3 separate regions of the Homo sapiens genome follow, and all the other regions are linked to region 2. The links are chromatin loops, found by intact Hi-C in ENCODE. Cell type or tissue: heart left ventricle. All regions are shown on one strand.

Region 1 (2,500 bases), 320 kb before region 2:
GAACTATAAGGTGTATGGCATTTAATGGCTACTTGGCATAGCAAGTGGTTTCAAGAGATAATTACTTAGCTCAAAGAAGAGTGAGAGTGACTGTTGCTACATTTTAAATGCCTGTCTGGGCCTGATAATTTAAAGGGGCTCATCTTCCTTAGATAAAAAGGTTTTGTTTTGTTTTGTTTTTCATAGTACATAATCTTAAAAATGCATGCTAATTATTACTGTGAGTACTCTATCTGAGATGATGTCCCCAGAACTGGGGGGAAAAAACACTTGTAAAAAATTATCAAAGGAAAGAACTGACAGGACTTGATAGCTCTGAGGATTCCTCAGAAGCACTCGTCAAACAGCTTAGGGTTTAATTGCTATTCTGCCACTTAACTTCTTTGTGCCTCATCCTATCTGTAAAGGAGGGTAATAATAGTATTTGCAGGGACCAAGGGAAACTTTCCCTTCGCCCTCTGAAATTCTGCTGAAAAATCAACCCACAAAAAACAGATTAATTGAAGAAAAGGCATAGAAATTGTATTAATGTGTCCACGGGGAACCACAGAGTGACTACCCACTTCCCAGACGAGTTCAGAAGCTTAGGTGTCATTCAGGCAAAGGGGGTTGTGGGAGTGAGGGGAAGAGGAATTCTGCTGAGGGAGAAGGAATGGATCAGGGAACAGATTAACTAGCACATTATCATGTGAAGGGGTCTGTTCAGGTGTGATTATATTCTTGGTTTTGTAGGGAGGGGAAGAAAAAAACCGTTGTTCCTTTTGATGGGTCTGGACGCTAGGTAACGGCTTTGGGAGAGAGGGCGCGGGAGTAGGAAGGCCAGACACACCTTAAGGCTTAACTTAGTAAGTCAAACCACCATATTTTGGGTATGGATTTCTGAGCCCCAATATAATAGGTACTTCTTAGGGTTGTTGTGAGAATTGAAGATTATTAATTATAAAGTGCCTGGGTTGGTGCTTGGCACATCATAAACAACTCCATAAATGCTCGCTTTTACTGTCGTGGATACACGGAGGTGGGAGACCCAATTGGGTTCCCGCCCATGTTATTGGCCCCCACGGCTATATGGTCTTTACGGCTTCCTAGTCTCTTCACCATCTCTAAGGTTTGTTTCCTCATCTGAATCACAGGTGAGTGATTCTCAGGGTGACTCAAGAGGGCTGGTGCCAGTGGCAGAGCATGGGGAATCGAGGGAAGGCGCCTTCCTGTCAGAGGCAACACACCCAGTGGGAGGATCCTGCCCGCCCTGCTCTCTCCTACCTCCCCTTCCCGGGCTAAACGCTGGGGTCGGTCTGGCAGCTATTCCGGGAATCTGAGCGCGGATTCTGACAAAGGAGACGTCTTCCACCGACCACATCACATGGAGCTCCAAAGCACGAGCACGGCCTCCCGCGGCTGTGACCTCAAGGCGGAGCCCCTGGTGACCTCAGGGAGAGTCCCCACCCCCGCAGCCCGTGCGCCCGGGGCAGGGCGGGGGCAGGGAGAGGGGGCGGAATCGGGGCGGTCCCGGGAGCGCCCCGCCCCCTCCGCCTCCGCAGCGTTGACAGCCGCCCGCCACCGAGAGATCAGCTGTCAGAGATCAGAGGAAGAGGAAGGGGCGGAGCTGCTTTGCGGCCGGCCGCGGAGCAGTCAGCCGACTACAGAGAAGGGTAATCGGGTGTCCCCGGCGCCGCCCGGGGCCCTGAGGGCTGGCTAGGGTCCAGGCCGGGGGGGACGGGACAGACGAACCAGCCCCGTGTAGGAAGCGCGACAATGCCCCGCTACGGAGCGTCACTCCGCCAGAGCTGCCCCAGGTCCGGCCGGGAGCAGGGACAAGACGGGACCGCCGGAGCCCCCGGACTCCTTTGGATGGGCCTGGTGCTGGCGCTGGCGCTGGCGCTGGCGCTGGCGCTGGCTCTGTCTGACTCTCGGGTTCTCTGGGCTCCGGCAGAGGCTCACCCTCTTTCTCCCCAAGGCCATCCTGCCAGGTTACATCGCATAGTGCCCCGGCTCCGAGATGTCTTTGGGTGGGGGAACCTCACCTGCCCAATCTGCAAAGGTCTATTCACCGCCATCAACCTCGGGCTGAAGGTGAGCACTGAAGGGGCTGCAGTGGAGGAGGCCGAAAGGAGTGCTGGGGCTGGGGGCTGGGGCTGATGCTGGTGCGCTGGGCTCAGAATGCATCCCTGATGGAGAGGGTGGCATCTACAATCCATCACTGAGTTTGCTCCCCTTTGGGGACACCCATGGCTACATGCCACCATCACCCCATTGTGACCTTTGTGAAGTAAGAAAATAATGCAGACAGTGCCTGAGGAAGTCAGCTTGCCAAGCAAAGGCCTCATGCCACAGGCCGCTGAGCTAAAGAAGAAGCGATGGCCTGGTGCTGCCTGAGTTACAGGGCAATATCTGGAAGGCAAAGGTGTGCACTGAGCTTGGTGCACTGAGTCCTGCCCAGCCCCAGTTTGGAAATGGAGGCCCAAGGGGTGGTGGCCAGGGGTTGGCCTGGTTCCTCTGC
Region 2 (2,500 bases):
TGCAGGTGTGAGCCACGACAACTGGCTGAGACTAACATTTATACTGCTTATATCTAGGCCCATGTCTGTGAAGATATCCCTGACATCTAATCAGTTATCTCTCAATTTTTGCCAAAATTTCCACCTTGCATTTCCATGTCACGAATTATATTTATTCTATCTTCTATTCACAATTTTTTTTTGAGATGGAGTCTTGCTCTGTTGCCCAGGCTGGAGTGCAGTGGTGCGATCTCAGCTCACTGCAACCTGCACCTCCCGGTTCAAGTGATTCTCCTGCCTCAGCCTCCTGAGTAGCTGGGATTACAGGCACCCGCCACCATGCCTGGCTAATTTTTGTATTTTTAGTAGAGACAGCATGAGCCACTGCACTGGGAATGTTCACATTCTTTCCAGCAGTTTTTGTACATCTTTGGAAGAATATCTATGTCCAAATTACTTTGTAAAGCTCTGGGTCCTGTCGTGGCAAAATTGTAGATATATAGGAAATGTGGAGTGAAAAACTGTCACACTCAACCTGTGCAAAGATGTATGTTCAGGCTGGGCATGGTGGCTCATGCCTGTAATCCCAGCACTTTGGGAGGCTGAGGTGGGCAGATCACCTGAGGTCAGGAGTTCGAGACCAGCCTGGCCAACATGGCAAAACCCCGTCTCTAGTAAAAATACAAAAATTAGCTGGGCATAGTGGCATGGACCTGTAATCCCAGCTACTTGGGAGGCTGAGGCAGGAGAATCGCCTGAACCCAGGAGGCAGAGGTTGCAGTGAGCCGAGATTGCGCCACTGCACTCCAGCCTGTGTGACAGAGTGAGACTCCATCTCAAAAAAAAAAATTATGTTCAAAGATGTATGTTAACTGCAGTGCCATTTATGAGTGAAATTTTGGAGTATATATATTATACATTGCCATGTATGCAAAATTGTATGTTTTCCACTATGTGTCCATATGCCTAGAAGGATGAGTATAAAAATGTTCACCAAAGTTAATCTGGATGACAGGATTTTGGGTGTCTGATTTTCTTATGTTTTTCCACATTTTTGAATTTTTTCAATAAATGTAATATTGTAAAAAATAAGAAAGCTTTTCAAAAATTTCATCAAAATTGCATTCATTTTCTTTCTCCTATTTAAAACTCTTGAACACCTCATTTCACAGTGGTTCTCCACCGGGGCAATGCAAATGTTTCAGGGACATTTGACAATGTCTAGAGACATTTTTGTTGCCATAACTGTGAATAGTGCTACTCACATTTAATGGATAGAGGCCAGAGGTGCTACTAGACATCTTATAACGCACAGAGAGTTTCCCACAATAAATTATCTGGCTCTAAATGTTAACTATGCCGGAGTTGGGAAATCTCAGAATTCATTATCCTGATAGGCTCTTTATCACCATCTGGTGGTGAGAGAAGTGCCTGCAACTCCCATGTAGTTTCAGCCAGAAACCAAACTAGGGCCTCAGAAAAAAGATGGGAGGCCCTAAGAAGGGTAGCTATAGTTACAAAGGGAGGTAGAAAAAGAGCAAGTTAATTCATGGCTGAGAGGGTCTGTGATGCTCTTACTAAGAACTGTAGTTGCTCCTGACGCTGCCATTCTGTATCTATGAACGCTATATTATGATTTCCATTTTCCTGCCGCGCTGGGACTCCAGAGACTCAGAAGAAGGAAGTTAGATGCTGAGGCAGGAAAGGCTTTGGGGAAACTTTATGGATTTAATGTGGTTGATATAAGGGGGTAATCTCTACTTGCATCCATAGGTGCCTCCCCATTACATAGGATGATAAAGCTTTAGCTGTGCCAGGAACAATTCTAGATCGCAGCATGTGGGACCAAGTCAAAGCTCCTTGTTTTGGCTTGATGTAACCGTTACTTCCATTTCACTTTTCCTAAGGGATGCATTTGCAAGGCCTAGGCTTCATTCCTTGACTCCACCCCTCCTACCCCCAATTCGAAAGCCACGTAGAAGAAATATCTGTTCTTACTTGCTTATCAGTTTTACTTCTTTTATTTTCATCCACCAGTTTCCTGTTTTCTAATGATCACTTACTAATGAATTTCCCATCTGGCAGCTATGTCTCATGCTCCTCTCTGCTGCTCTCAACAGGGCTGTAGGCCACTTTCCTGCCTGCTGCTCACTTCTGAAAGATCTGTATTCTCTCACTCCTCAAAAGGATGCTGCTTTCTTCATACAGGTGTTGGGAAGAGGAGAATGTTGTATGCCCCTCATTTTCTTTTTGCACTACCTCTTTAGTATCCATCACCCCATTGTCCAAATCTATCTTGACATAGCAATATCTACCAATGCCTTGAAGTAGGTTGCAGGTTGATTTCCCCAAGAGCAGACGGTAGAACAGTGTGGAGGGCAAGATGTTTATTAGGGATCAACGCCTGTGAAGAAAAGGGGCAAAAGTAGGATTTGGCAGAGAAAGACATTGAGCCGTGATGCAGGCCTTACAAACCTTCCCTGAACCTGGTGGAGAGCTCTGTAGAGTGAAGACCAACAAA
Region 3 (2,500 bases), 170 kb before region 2:
TCAACCCATCTCAGGTTCCCTCCTCTTGCCACTTCTACCCCTGCTAATTGAACGCCCAATTGTTGCTATCCCTGGGTCTCTGAGAAATCTGGCTTATGACCTAGTCTTTTACCCTCTTTTCTTTCTTCCTTCCCATGGGAAGGATATCTCATGCTATTGTGTACTAGCTAGTGCCTCAGCCTAGGAGTTCGCCACAGAGAGGCTCACAGCGGGGTAGATTTGGAAGCCAGTGATTTGTTCTTTTAGGAAATATGGAGGTTGTTCTCTTTCCTCACCTAGCCTCAAGGATGGCAATAGCCAATAGTATCTACTTCCTGTGAAGACTAGATCCTGTTGGACCCGTGGCTTCCCAGGCCTGCTTTCTTTATGAAGGTTAGAAGCCACTGGGGCCTGGAAAGAGTTTGCTTGTATGCCCTGCTTGCTTCGCCTTCCCTGTCTTGGCTCTCAACAGATGAAAGCACATGTATCATTAGGTATCCAGTGGGCCACTAAAACTCCCTCCTCTTGTACAGGGGGTTCAGGCGGGCAAGGCAGGAACCGGGAGGACGTTTGATTGTTTTGTCTTCTCTCTGGCCGTGTTTTGGTCAGGCTTTACTTCACTGCTGCTGAGAAAGCTTATTGTTGTTCTAGTTTGTTAGCTTCCTGATCCTCAATCCAGGACCAACTAGTCTCTTTAAGAGGAGCAGGTGGAGAGAAATGAGCACTGGATTTAGAACCCTGTCTGTTTTTCACTTGCTTTGTAACTTCAGATTACTGTGTTTTAGTTTCTTTATTTGTAAGCTGGGCATGATAACACAGTCACTCACAGGGTTATAGTAAGGATGACTAAGATATTATTTGCAATACTCTTAGCATTGAGTGTGGCATGCAGTAGGTGCTTAATATTTTTTTCATTTCACCTTATCCCCTTGTATCTACTCTCATCCTTCTTGCTGATCTAATTTTATCTAACCCTCTGACTTAACTCTGTCGTTTCTCTTCTTCCTGAACTCCCTTGAACAACAAATGGCGTAATTATACACTCTGACGAATTAGCTTCACCAGAAACTTGGGGTCACCCTTTACTCCTCCCTCTCCTTGACCTTACTACATCCAACCTGTCTCCAAATCCTTGTCATTCTTCTGCCCCCTAAGTATCTCTTAAATCTGTTTTTATCCATCTCCAGCTTCTAATCCCAAGGAGTCCTGGTATTTTATCAATGCATTGCTCCTTTATACCATACGGTGTCACTGTTGAGCTCCCATCTGCCTTCATCTGCCTGTTGCTACTGGTCCAAAAGCAGCACCATAAACAAACAAACAAACAAACAAGCAAACAAATGTGGCAGCATTGCAATGGCCTAGTTACTGTTATGTTCCAAAGGGACAGTGTGAAAAAGGATGAGTTTAGATCTTCATGTTCTGTTTGATATAGGTTGTCCCTCAATAGGCTTCCTCTCAGCAGGTTTTCTTATTATCAGGTCTTAGTACCCAGTCATCTTGGTTACTTCCTCCAAGTCTCTGAAAGTGACATACCCAGTATGTCTCAATTATCTGTCCCCCAAACTCACTATTTTACTTACTAGTTGCAGAGATGCTAATAGAGGATCGGTCAGTTTACTTTGCACATAACATAAAAAATATTTTTAAATACTTTTTATAAACATATATTTTTATGTTTACATTTATATTTATAACATAAACATGTTTATATTTAAAATATAATGAAGTGGAGCCATGCTGCCTGAGTCTGAATCCTTGCTCTGCCACTGTGTGATGTTGATCAAGTGACATAACCTCTCTGAGCTTCAGTTTGCTTATCTGTAAAATAATAGTATTTACTTCAAAGGGAATTTGTGAGGATAAAATATAATTAAAGTACTTGAAATAGTGTCTGGTATGTAGAAAGCACTCTATACTCTATTTGGTGTACCATATTTCTATATTGTATTTTTCCTATTCTGTGCATATTTTAACATCTCTGAACTTTAAAGGTGTCTCATGATTGAAGATGTGTTAGAGTTTAGATGGCATCAGTTTTTTTTCTTTGTTAGTGGTATATAAAATAATGGTGCTTCTTACAACGGGATCTTAGATTTTATGAGGTATCATATGGGTGTTATCCCTGCCCTCTGAGATAATAAAGTTGTTCATACTGCCAAGGGCAGCTTCCAGGATTACTTTCTAGCCCCTTATCCACCTGAGACTTTCTTTACTTTAATCCTTAAAAACAAAAGGCAGATCATACTACCTTCTTGGTCCCCTTCTTCTAGAGCAAGGGCAGTAAGACTCCAAAACCAGAATACTTTTATGTCTGCTAGGATACTCTGCTATTCACAAACATGTCATTTCCATACTGTTGCACACACTGTTTCATCTTTTTGGAGAATTAATACTCAACACATCCAACTCCAGTGTTCCCTTCTCTGAAGGGGCCTTGCCCAGCCTTCTCAGGATACCCCCCGGCACCCCCACCTCTTAGCTATACTGGCTGAAGGCTCCAGGCACTCACAGTGGATTT

Evidence for each region. Hi-C counts contacts between places; a loop is a spot of excess contacts. Peaks named below come from ENCODE experiments on the same cell type or tissue, not always from the same donor. Only the 100,000 strongest peaks of a DNase experiment are listed, where the experiment ranks them.
Region 1: it touches region 2 in a loop (2.5-fold over the local background); 11 of 110 quality-filtered maps call a loop at or near these places.
Region 3: a loop joins it to region 2, with 11 times the contacts of the local background. A loop is called at or near these places in 74 of 110 quality-filtered maps.

The regions. Positions count from the first base shown.
Region 1 is chr11:6,388,844-6,391,343 of GRCh38, forward strand. It overlaps SMPD1 (sphingomyelin phosphodiesterase 1), which reads left to right and starts at 1,631. Exons shown (of 6, transcript NM_000543.5): 1 at 1,631-2,073. The coding sequence starts at 1,756. LOC124902624 (a long non-coding RNA gene) reads right to left here and starts at 1,513. Exons shown (of 2, transcript XR_007062573.1): 1 at 1,264-1,513. RefSeq lists a silencer at 1,348-1,847. In heart left ventricle, no CTCF peak of the experiment used is centred here; a DNase peak (open chromatin) is centred at 1,548; H3K4me3 peaks cover 1,848 bases; H3K27ac peaks cover 2,026 bases.
Region 2 is chr11:6,704,709-6,707,208 of GRCh38, forward strand. No RefSeq gene overlaps it. Among named protein-coding and RNA genes, the nearest start is that of MRPL17, 23 kb to the left of the region's middle. In heart left ventricle, a CTCF peak has its summit at 1,405 (motif pointing left); no DNase peak of the experiment used is centred here; H3K27ac peaks cover 441 bases.
Region 3 is chr11:6,530,235-6,532,734 of GRCh38, forward strand. The region is part of intron 12 of DNHD1 (dynein heavy chain domain 1); the gene reads left to right. Among named protein-coding and RNA genes, the nearest start is that of DNHD1, 34 kb to the left of the region's middle. In heart left ventricle, a CTCF peak has its summit at 1,220; no DNase peak of the experiment used is centred here.